Linked DNA regions of Homo sapiens: region 2 is linked to region 1. Evidence: chromatin contacts called from ENCODE Hi-C data. All regions are on one chromosome and are shown on one strand. The core of a region is the stretch at or near the end of the contact, and the rest is flanking DNA. Distances in the headings are between cores, read along the strand shown.

The links. A loop is a pair of places that touch in the nucleus more often than their neighbours do. Pooled maps may share reads with other maps.
Region 2: a loop to region 1 is called in a map of PC-9, with 9 times the contacts of the local background. The contact joins two enhancer-like sites. A Hi-C loop is called at or near these places in 4 of 168 maps with a recorded cell type or tissue (PC-9, ascending aorta, mammary epithelial cell and 1 more) and 5 of 50 pooled maps.

What each region holds. Positions count from the first base shown.
Region 1 is chr16:13,107,801-13,112,629 of GRCh38, reverse strand. All of the region lies in intron 2 of SHISA9 (shisa family member 9), which reads right to left. Among named protein-coding and RNA genes, the nearest start is that of SHISA9, 210 kb to the right of the region's middle. Within about 2 kb of position 2,054, at least 7 of the 41 ENCODE cell types and tissues checked have a DNase peak (open chromatin) inside an H3K27ac peak, as active enhancers do; they include PC-9 and mammary epithelial cell, where a contact is called at or near this core.
Region 2 is chr16:12,968,319-12,973,369 of GRCh38, reverse strand. All of the region lies in intron 2 of SHISA9 (shisa family member 9), which reads right to left. Among named protein-coding and RNA genes, the nearest start is that of SHISA9, 69 kb to the right of the region's middle. Within about 2 kb of position 1,954, at least 2 of the 41 ENCODE cell types and tissues checked have a DNase peak (open chromatin) inside an H3K27ac peak, as active enhancers do; they include PC-9 and mammary epithelial cell, where a contact is called at or near this core.

The DNA.
Region 1 (4,829 bases), core at 805-3,304:
AAATCACGAACTCATGCTTCTCAATGAGAGGTATTGTATAAAATTGCCTGAGTTTGTTTGCTCAGAATTGACCCCAGGGATTCCAGTTGATTCAGTAGCTGTGGCGTGGGGTCCCAGAATGCATATTTGGAAAATGTTCCTTGAGAGATTCCAAGGCATAAAACCTTGGTAAAGCTCCATAAAACCAATATACTCCAACAGTGTGGCTGGCAAATGAAAATCAAAACCTTTTTTTTCCTTCCTCCCTGCCTCCCTCTTTCCCTTCTTCTTCACTTCCCATCTTTCTTCCTTTTTTCTTGCTTTCTTCCCTCTTTCTCTTATTTTTTCCCTTCTCTCCTCCCTGCTTCAATTCAACAAATATGCATTGAATTTCTCTTATTAACTAAAACACCAAATTGCTCTCTAAACATATCAAGAACTAAAGCTTTATTTGGCATCTGACACAAGTCCTCAGGCCTTTTTCTGACGAATCATGAAACAACCTAGTCCATCTCCTTTAAAAACAAACAAAAAAAAATCCTTACCCTTTTGCTGAGTGGTATGACCACCTGGGCATAAGATAGAAAGGCCTTTGGAGTCATTTTTAGAAGACAAATGGGAAAGAGCAAAGGCCCGAAAGTCAGACAGACCTGGTTTTGAGTCTACTACCTAGCTGTGTGTCTTTAGGCAAGTTTCCTAACCTCTCTGAGCCTCAGTTTTCTCATCTGCAAATACAAGATGAAATGGGTTTCCACGAATGTCTGCCTCAACAGATGATAACTGAAGACCAGATGGCCTCTCACCTATCCAGGAACAATCATAGTCTCCTACCCTCCTTTAAACACAATTCTGCCACACATTTACAGAATCCAAATCTTTGGGGAGAGGCAATTCAATACTGCATTGAATACTTAATATTCAATACTGAATTGCTTGAGGTTACCTGGAATAGGGTAAGATTTGAATTTCATCCACCTGGTTAAATAGAAGCTCCAAAAAGAAAATTATCTTAATAATAAAAAATAAATTTCAAACTAATAGTAATGATAGTTAATGTTTACTCTGGCCTTTCTATGTGCCCACCAATATGCTAAGTGTCTTACACAGATAATCTCAGTTAATCCTCAAAACAGGGAGGTGTTTTCAGTCTGACTTTACAGATGAGAAAACCAAGGCACAGAGGACTTAAATAAATTATTCAATGATCTTCTGCAATCAGGATTTGAACTCAGGGAGTCTGCCATCTGAGATCACCTTAAGAAATAAGGGAAGCTGTTTTTTTGTTTTTGGGTTTTTTTTTTTTTTTGTAATTTGTTTAAGTTCTTTGTAGATTCTGGATACTAGCCCTTTGTCAGATGGATAGATTGCAAAAATTTTCTCCCATTCTGTAAGTTGCCTGTTCACTCTGATGATAGTTTCTTTTGCTGTGCAGAAGCTCTTTAATTTAATTAGATCCCATTTGTCAATTTTGGCTTTTGTTGCCATTGCTTTTGGTGTTTTAGTCATGAAGTCTTTACCCATGCCTATGTCCTGAATGGTATTGCCTAGGTTTTCTCTTAGGGTTTTTATGGCTTTCGGTCTTAAATTTAAGTCTTTAATCCATCTTGAGTTAATTTTTGTATAAGGTGTAAGGAAGGGGTCCAGTTTCAGTTTTCTGCATATGGCTAGCCAGTTTCACATCTCTTGTATGTCTGAGTTTACTTCTTAAGGGCTACAGTTAAATCTTAGAAGCCACGTACTAAATATTTTTTAATACCTTCAGGCCCATGAGGGGAGGATCAGTTACCACTAAGGAGCCCAAGTAACATTGGCATCTGTTCAATTTAAATGAATATCTTGTCTCTTGGACATACAAAGACTCAATTCAGTACCAGCTGTCTGAGACCAAATTCCCCAGCTTTCTCCAGGATAAATGAGGCCATGTGTCACTCTACAATCACAGACTCTCCCTTCATCACAGCTCTTTGGCTGGCTGATTGGCTCACTGACCTGTCACACCATCAGATGACTGTTTCCGAGTCTCCAGCAACCTTTGAGTCTTGCTCAAGTTCCAGCTCTCCTCTCCCTGTACTTTTTTTGGATGTTGAAATAGATGCAAGCAGTCATTGAGGCTGAAAAGGGACCATTTCTCAAACATGACTCATTTGTCCCAGAGAAACAGGGAGCACACATCACATTCTTTTCATACCAGCTCCCAAAGTTCACCTTTCCAGCATGACATTCCTCTTTTCGTCTCTTGCATGAAAAGCCCTTTTCAGCACGGAAACATCGCAGCTGCTTTTACAGCCACTGCATCTGTCCCATCTGGAGAAAAAGCCACGTTCAGACAGCCACAGACGTCTTTGTGTTCCCCCTTCCTTGGGGTTGGCTGTGGCAGGAATGGGAGGCTTGGCAGAATGACTAGTAGGCGGAAATGCTCCAGCAAATGGCTGGGCATGGAAGGACCTGAACATTCCATTGCAAATATCTCAGTTGCAGCCATGTGTGGAGGGCATTCCAGGTTATGAGAGATGCTCAACACAACCCTCTATATGTGGTGGGGAGAGCACTTTGACACAGCTTAAAAACCAAGCTATTCCTTTCTTGAAAAGTTGAATATAATCTTAATATATATTACCCAGCAATTCCACTCCTAGGTATCTACTCAAAAGAAATGAAAACATGTGTCCACAAAAGGCTCACAAGTGAGTATTCATAGCAGCATTACTCATAATATCTCAGCATTAAAAAGAGCTCCAATGTTCGCCAATGTGTGAATGGAGTGGTCTATCCATATGATGGAATATTATGCAGCAATAAAAAATGAAGAATTTATACCTGCTAAGACAGGGATGAACCTCAAAAACATGCTAAGTAAAGGAAGCCAGACATAGAAGATCACATACTGTATAATTCCATTCACATGTAATGTCCAGAAAAGACACATCTCTAGAGCTAGAAAATCAATTAGTGGTTACCTGAGGTTAGGGATGAGAACAGGCACAAGGATCTTATTGGGGTGACAAAAAATGTCCTCACACTGGATGCTCATGATAGTTGCACAAGTCAGTAAATTTTCTAAAAATCATTGAATTGTATACTTAAAATGGGTGAATTTGATGTTATGTCAATTATACCATCATAAAGTTGGGGGTTTTTAAGTCATTAAACATTCAGCTTTTATGAACAACTGAGTGATGTGTGTATTAAGTGCCTTGCAAGATTTTCACCCACCAGCCCATCCCTGAGCATGAGGAGAGATGCAAGCAGGTGGTGAGTAAGGAGAAATGAGTGAATGAGTAATAAGCCAAGTTGGGCCTACCCTTGAAGACCACAAGTGGATCTTAGCTGGGCATGGTGATGCCTGCCCGCAGTTCCAGCTACTTAGGAAGCCAAGGTGGGAGGATTGCTTGAGCCCAGGAGTTCAAGGTCACCCTGGGTAACACAGCAAACCCATCCCTACAAAAAAATAGAACAATTAGCCAAGCATGATGGCACATATCTGTAGTCTCGGCTACTCAGGAGGATGAGGTAGGAGGATCACTTGAGCCCCAGAGGTCAAGACTGATGCCTGCAACACTCAGTAATTCACACACACACAAAAAGATAATAATTTTGATTTTCAGAATCCCAAAATGCTCTGGAGTCTAGAGAGAGCCAGGTCAAAGCAGCCACCCTGAATCATCATATACCTGTCACACCCCTGGAGAAAACAATCCATTTGTCCCTTTTCACATGATGCTGCTCAGCACGCTCTGGAAGGTTTTAGCTCAGGACACTACACTTTAGGAGAAACATTGAGAAATTGACCATACCTAGGGATACTGTACTCAACTTGGGGCTCACAACACTCTCTTGTGTTACCATTGGTTGTGATGTGGGCTTTTAAAAATTCTTAAATAAATAAATGAAAAAGATCAAATCAAATTCAATATTTCCCCCAATGGTAAAAAGCAATCTTGCTCCATCCTAATCTGCTTCTAATTCATACGCTGATTTTTTTCCCTCTAGTATTACATGATAAATATTTTCCCAGAAATTAGTAAGCATGCAGTCTCATGTGTCTTGAGGTAACGGTTGGTTTTCTAATCAAAGATGCTCTCTTTGGGCCAGGCACAGTGGTTTAGGCTTGTAATCCCAGTGCTTTGGGAGTCCAAAGTGGGAGGATCACCTGACCCAGGAGTTTAAGATCAGCCTGAGAAACTTAGCAAGACCCCAAGACTCCAAAAACTTCAAAAAATTAGCCGGGCATGATGGTGCCTGCCTGCAGTCCCAGCGACTCAGGAAGCCAAGGCAGGAGGATTGCTTGAGCTTAGGAATTTGAGACCAGGCTGAGTAACATAACAAGATCCTATCTCTACAAAAAAACAAAACAATTAGCCAAGTGTGGTGGCACACACCTGCAGTCTCAGCTACTCGAAAAGGTGAGGTAGGAGGATCACTTGAGTCCTGGAGGTCAAGACTTCAGTGAGGCGTGGTCAGGACACTGCACTCCAGCTTGGGTGACAAAGCAAGACTGTCTCAAAAAAGCAGGGTGGGGCCGGAGGGGGGCTCTCTTTGGATATCCTACTTAACAACACCTTACCCTCCACTCCCTGTCCTCCTACCAAAATTTCTTATTTCTCAGCTCTGATCACCACCTAACATATTACATACTCATTGTCTTATGAGAATGTGCCCTCTACAATGTCCATAACACTCCCTTTAAAAATAAATCAAACTGACTGAGCATTATAGGACTTACTATGTGTAAGGCTTTTGCTACACCAGACTAGACCCCAATTCATATCCTCCTTTCCCATTCAAATTTATACTGACTCAAAATTAAGGACTAAGTCTGTGCCTTATACCCACTGCCACTGCCCTCATTC
Region 2 (5,051 bases), core at 705-3,204, 140 kb after region 1:
AACAGGCACATGTTTCTTGACTTTCTATTTCCCTGAAGAATCAGTTCAGTCCAGAGGGCCCTCCTGATCCCATATCATTCCAGGAAACCTGTTAGCATTTGAAAAGGAAAAGAAGGGCAAAAGGAAAACTTTCTGTGAATATGGGATTCAGCTGCCAGGCTCCTCAGGGAAAGTGAATAGGATCCTTCATGAGTCCCTGCTTTTATTCTTGCTAACAAAATCTATTATTTTTTGTGTGGGGGGAGCGGAGGGGTGAAATGGAATCTTGCTCTGTTGCCCAGGCTGGAGTACAGCGGCACAATCTCAGCTCACTGCAACCTCCGCCTCCCAGGTTCAAGCGATTCTCCTGCCTCAGCCTCCCAAGTAGCTGGGATTACAGGCACCCACCACCACGCCTGGCTAATTTTTGCATTTTTAGTAGCTACAGGGTTTCACCATGTTGGCCAGGCTGGTCTTGAACTCATGACCTCAAGTGATCCTCCCACCTCGGCCTCCCAAAATGCTGAGATTACAGGAGTGAACCACTGCACCCAGCCACAAAATCCATTCTTTAAAAAAGCATTACCCAATCTTACCATCCACTGCACCAACACCCTCACTATTTCCTGGGTCACTTATAATTGCATTATCCAATATGGTAGCCGATAGCTACATGCAATTATTCAAATTTAACTCTGAATTAGTTAAAATTAAATAAAATTAAGAATTCAGTTTCTCAGTTGCATTACCCGCATGTCAATGGTCCAACAGTCACATAAGATTAGTGCCTGCTATATTGAATAGAACAGACACGGAGTATTTCCACCTTCATGAGAAGTTGATTTGGACAGTGCTGACTTAGAAGAAAGTCTAAACTCCTTGCTGGAGTCTAAAAGATTCTGTATGATTCATCCTTCCAACATCCCTCACCTCATTATATATCACTCTCATCCTTGCTCACTTAGTGATATACGGAGGTGTGGGTGAGGAAGATGACCCAACCCACAGTGGCCACTCATTTGGTTTTAGGACTTGCCAGACTTTGTTTCTACCTTGGGACCTCTGCACCTGTGGTGCTTCTTGGCTGGAATACTCTTTCATTCTGCTCTTCTGTTTCCTCTTATCTTTCTGTTTTTAATTAAAATATTCTTTCCAGAGAGCCTTCCCTGATCACTCTTGCTAATATATGACACTACCCTTTAAATGTGAGTGCTTACAACCATTGGAAATGATCATAATTTATTTTTATTTACCTTTATTTATCATTATTTATTTTTATTTACATTTTTCCTCCACTTGCCCCTCTCAACACACACACACACACACACACACACACACACACACACACAAACTCCAAGAGAGCAGAGATTTTGCCTAATTTACTTATAACCATATCCCCAATGTCTAGAATTGTGTCTGGCATAGATTAAGCATGCAAGAGAAATTTTTGTGGACTAATTAGACTACAATGCAAAGACAGACCGGAATCTATAGGACAGTTCTCTAAAGAGAAAGCTAAAAGGAATAAACCTGGGTACCACTAAAATTGAGCTAAACACTGATCTGGAAAGGAGCTAAGAAGGTCTTTATTATATTAGCTTTCCTTATTTCTGCAGGATTTTCCTTACTTTGGCTGCTTTGATGAATTGCACCAAAGATCCACCCCTACAACAATGATGATGGCATTCATAATAATGGCAGTCATAAAATTAATCTGGTACGATATGTCGTTCCTACAGCCCCTGCTCCTAAAGAGAGATGATCCACACAACAGCATGGGGTGAGTAGGGAGATTTATAAAGTGTTTAAAAAACAGCATCCCCAGAGCACAGGGAGGAGGCTTGCCTCCCCAGTTATGCAGCAAATTAGGTCACAGTTCCCCACCCCATCCTCTCCCAAGCTTCAGTGGCTGACTCATCCTTCGTGGGAAGACCTCTCTCCCATTCAAGACTGGGCAGCCAGCCAAGAGACAAGAGGGTTTCTGCCTGCCTCTCCAACCCAGCTGGGCACAGTCTCTGTCTCCCCCATAACCTCCTTCCCCATCTGTGCTCCGAGGTGATCTCAGCTTCCTGGCTACTGGCAAAGGCTTCAGGATTTACTAGACAGCCCTAGGAAACAGGCAAGCTGAGAAGTCCTCAACAGCCTTAGCTACACAGAGTCCTGATTTGGAGGGGGGATAAGGGCAGCAGGTGTCACCTTTTAAATATTTGCCCCGAAGTTTTAGTCTTGAAGTTTAGGCTGGAAAATTAGTACCTGTGCAGACAGCTAAAAGAGAGACTTAGCAATGCCTAGCTTCCTGCCAGGATCCCAGGTGGGTGTCTTTCGAGATTTCCTGGTTCTTCTCCTGTCCAAATTCCCTCAGCACTACCAAAGTGTATTCTTCAGTCAATCTCTAACTGTCCACGTGCTGTTTCATTCATTCATTCAACAAATACTTTGCGAGTGCCTCCCATGTATCAGACACTGTTCGAGGCACTGCAGACAAATACAGTAAGTGAATGAAATAGATAAAAATCCCTGCCTCATGGGCTTACATTCTTCTGAACCCACTTTAAAACATATGCCCCGGCCAGGCGCGGTGGCTCACACCTGTAATCCCAGCACTCTGGGAGGCTGAGGTGGGCAGATCACCTGAGGTCAGGAGTTTGAGACCAGCCTGGCCAACACGGTGAAACCCCGTCTGTACTAAAAATACAACAACAACAACAACAAAAATAGCCGGTGTGGTGGTGTGTGCCTATAGTTCCAGCTACTTGGGAGGCTGAGGCAGGAGAATCATTTGAACCTGGGAGGCAGAGGTTGCAGTGAGCTGAGATTGCACCATTGCAGTCCAGCCTGGGCAACAGAGTGAGACTTGGTCTCAAAAAAAAAAAAAAAAAAAAAAAAAAAAAAATATATATATATATATATATATATATATACACACACATATATGTATATATATATGTGTGTATATATATATACATATATGTGTATATATATATATGTATATATATATATACATATATGTATATATATATGTATATATATATATATACACATATATGTATATATATATATATATGTATATATACCCCTAGTGAGAGATAGGGGTCCACTTTCATTCTTCTGCATATGGCAATCCAGTTTTTCCAGCCCATACTTTACCACTACACAATACATCCATGTAACAAATCAGCACTTGTACCCCCTAAATCTGTCATTGAAAAAATATATATATTCCTTAAAAATAAGGATAGTATCTATTATTCTTTTTACTATTATTATTTAATATTTAAATACATAAAGGGAAATAAAGGATAACATAATAAAGCCCATTTATTCACAGTTCAGTTCAAGAAATAAAAAAATTAGGGCTATCCATGAAGCCCCTGTGTGCCTCTCCCCATCTCATTTTTCTCAAGGTATTCGCCATTCTGAATGTAGTGATTATTTTTTCCCTGCATATCTTTTAGATCTGTGACATGGTCCCTAAACAGTTTACTATATTGTTTTGCACGTTCTACATTTTGAATATAGCTTCCAAAACTTACTTTTTTGCGTGCTGATTTAATGAATACAGTTTCAGCTCATTCATTTATTTGTTTTCTGTTTCCAGTGTACACTTCACACTGAAGAACATTTTTTTTGGTGGGGAGGGCGTGGGGATAGAGTCTGGCTCTGTCTCCCAGGCTAGAGTGCAATGGCACGCTCTCAGCTCACTGCAGCCTCCGCCTCCCGGGTTCAAGCAATTCTCCCGCCTCAGCCTCCTGAGTAGCTGGGACTACAGGCATGCTCCACTACTCCCAGCTAATTTTTCTGTTTTTTTAGTAGAGACAGAGTTTCACCATGTTACCCAGGGCTGGTCTCGAACTCCTGGCCTCAGGGGATCCACCTGCCTAGGCCTCTCAAAGTCCTGGGATTACAGGTGTGAGCCACTGCACCCCGCCTGGAGAACAACACTTACAGAAGAGTGTACACTTTATAAGTGCAAGGAGTGATGAATTTCCACCAAGTGAGCACTATAGCATAATCAGCACCCAGACAGAAAAAAAAAAAAAAAATCATCTCCCAAATCCCAGGAGCTCTCTTGTGCTTTTTTTTACATTAACCACCCTCCACCCAGGGTGACAAATTCCATGGCAGGTTCACTGTAGGTGAATGGTGTTTGCTCCAGAATAGAGATTAGCAAACTACAAACTGTGGGCTGAATCGTGTGCACCTCCGTTTTTTTTTCTTTTTTTTTTTTTCTTTTGAGATGGAGTCTTGCTCTGTCACCCAGGACAGAGAGCAGTGGCAGGATCTCAGCTCACTGTAACCTTTGCCCCCTAGGTTCAAGCGATTCTCCAGCCTCAGCCTTCCAAGTAGCTGGGACTACAGGTGCGCACCACCACGTTCAGCTAATTGTTTTGTATTTTTAGTAGAGACGGGGTTTCACCATGTTGGCCAGGCTGGTCTCGAACTCCTGACCTCAGCCTCGGCCTCCCAAATTGTTGGGATTACAGGTGTGAGCCACCATGCCCAGCCTGCACCTCCCATTTTTATAAATAAAATTCTATTGGAACACAGCCACACTCACTCATTTACATATATCATCTATGGCTGGTTTTGCACCACAGTGGCAGAGTTGGGTAGCAACAGACACCCCACATCACTCACAAGCCTAAAATATTTACTACTGAGCTCTTTCCAGGAAAGTTTGCAGATGACCTTTTCCAGAACTTTCCATAAACAGAACCACACACAGTCTGTACACCTTTGTGCCTGGCTTCTCTCACTCAACAGCATATTTGCAAGGTTCACACATACAGTTGTAGCTGTTCATTCTCAAAAATGTATGATATTTCATTTTACGATTACAAAGCAATTTATTTATTCATTCAGCCATTGATGGATATTTTAGTTGTTTCCAGTTTGGGGCTATTATGAATAGTGCTGCTATAAACATTCTTGTCCATGTCTTTTGGTATAGTTCATTCATTGTAATTACTGCAAGGTAATCCATCATATACGTAGACCATAATTTATTTATTCACCCACCTTATAATGGATATTTAGGTCAGTGGTTCTCATACTAGTCTACACATTGGAAT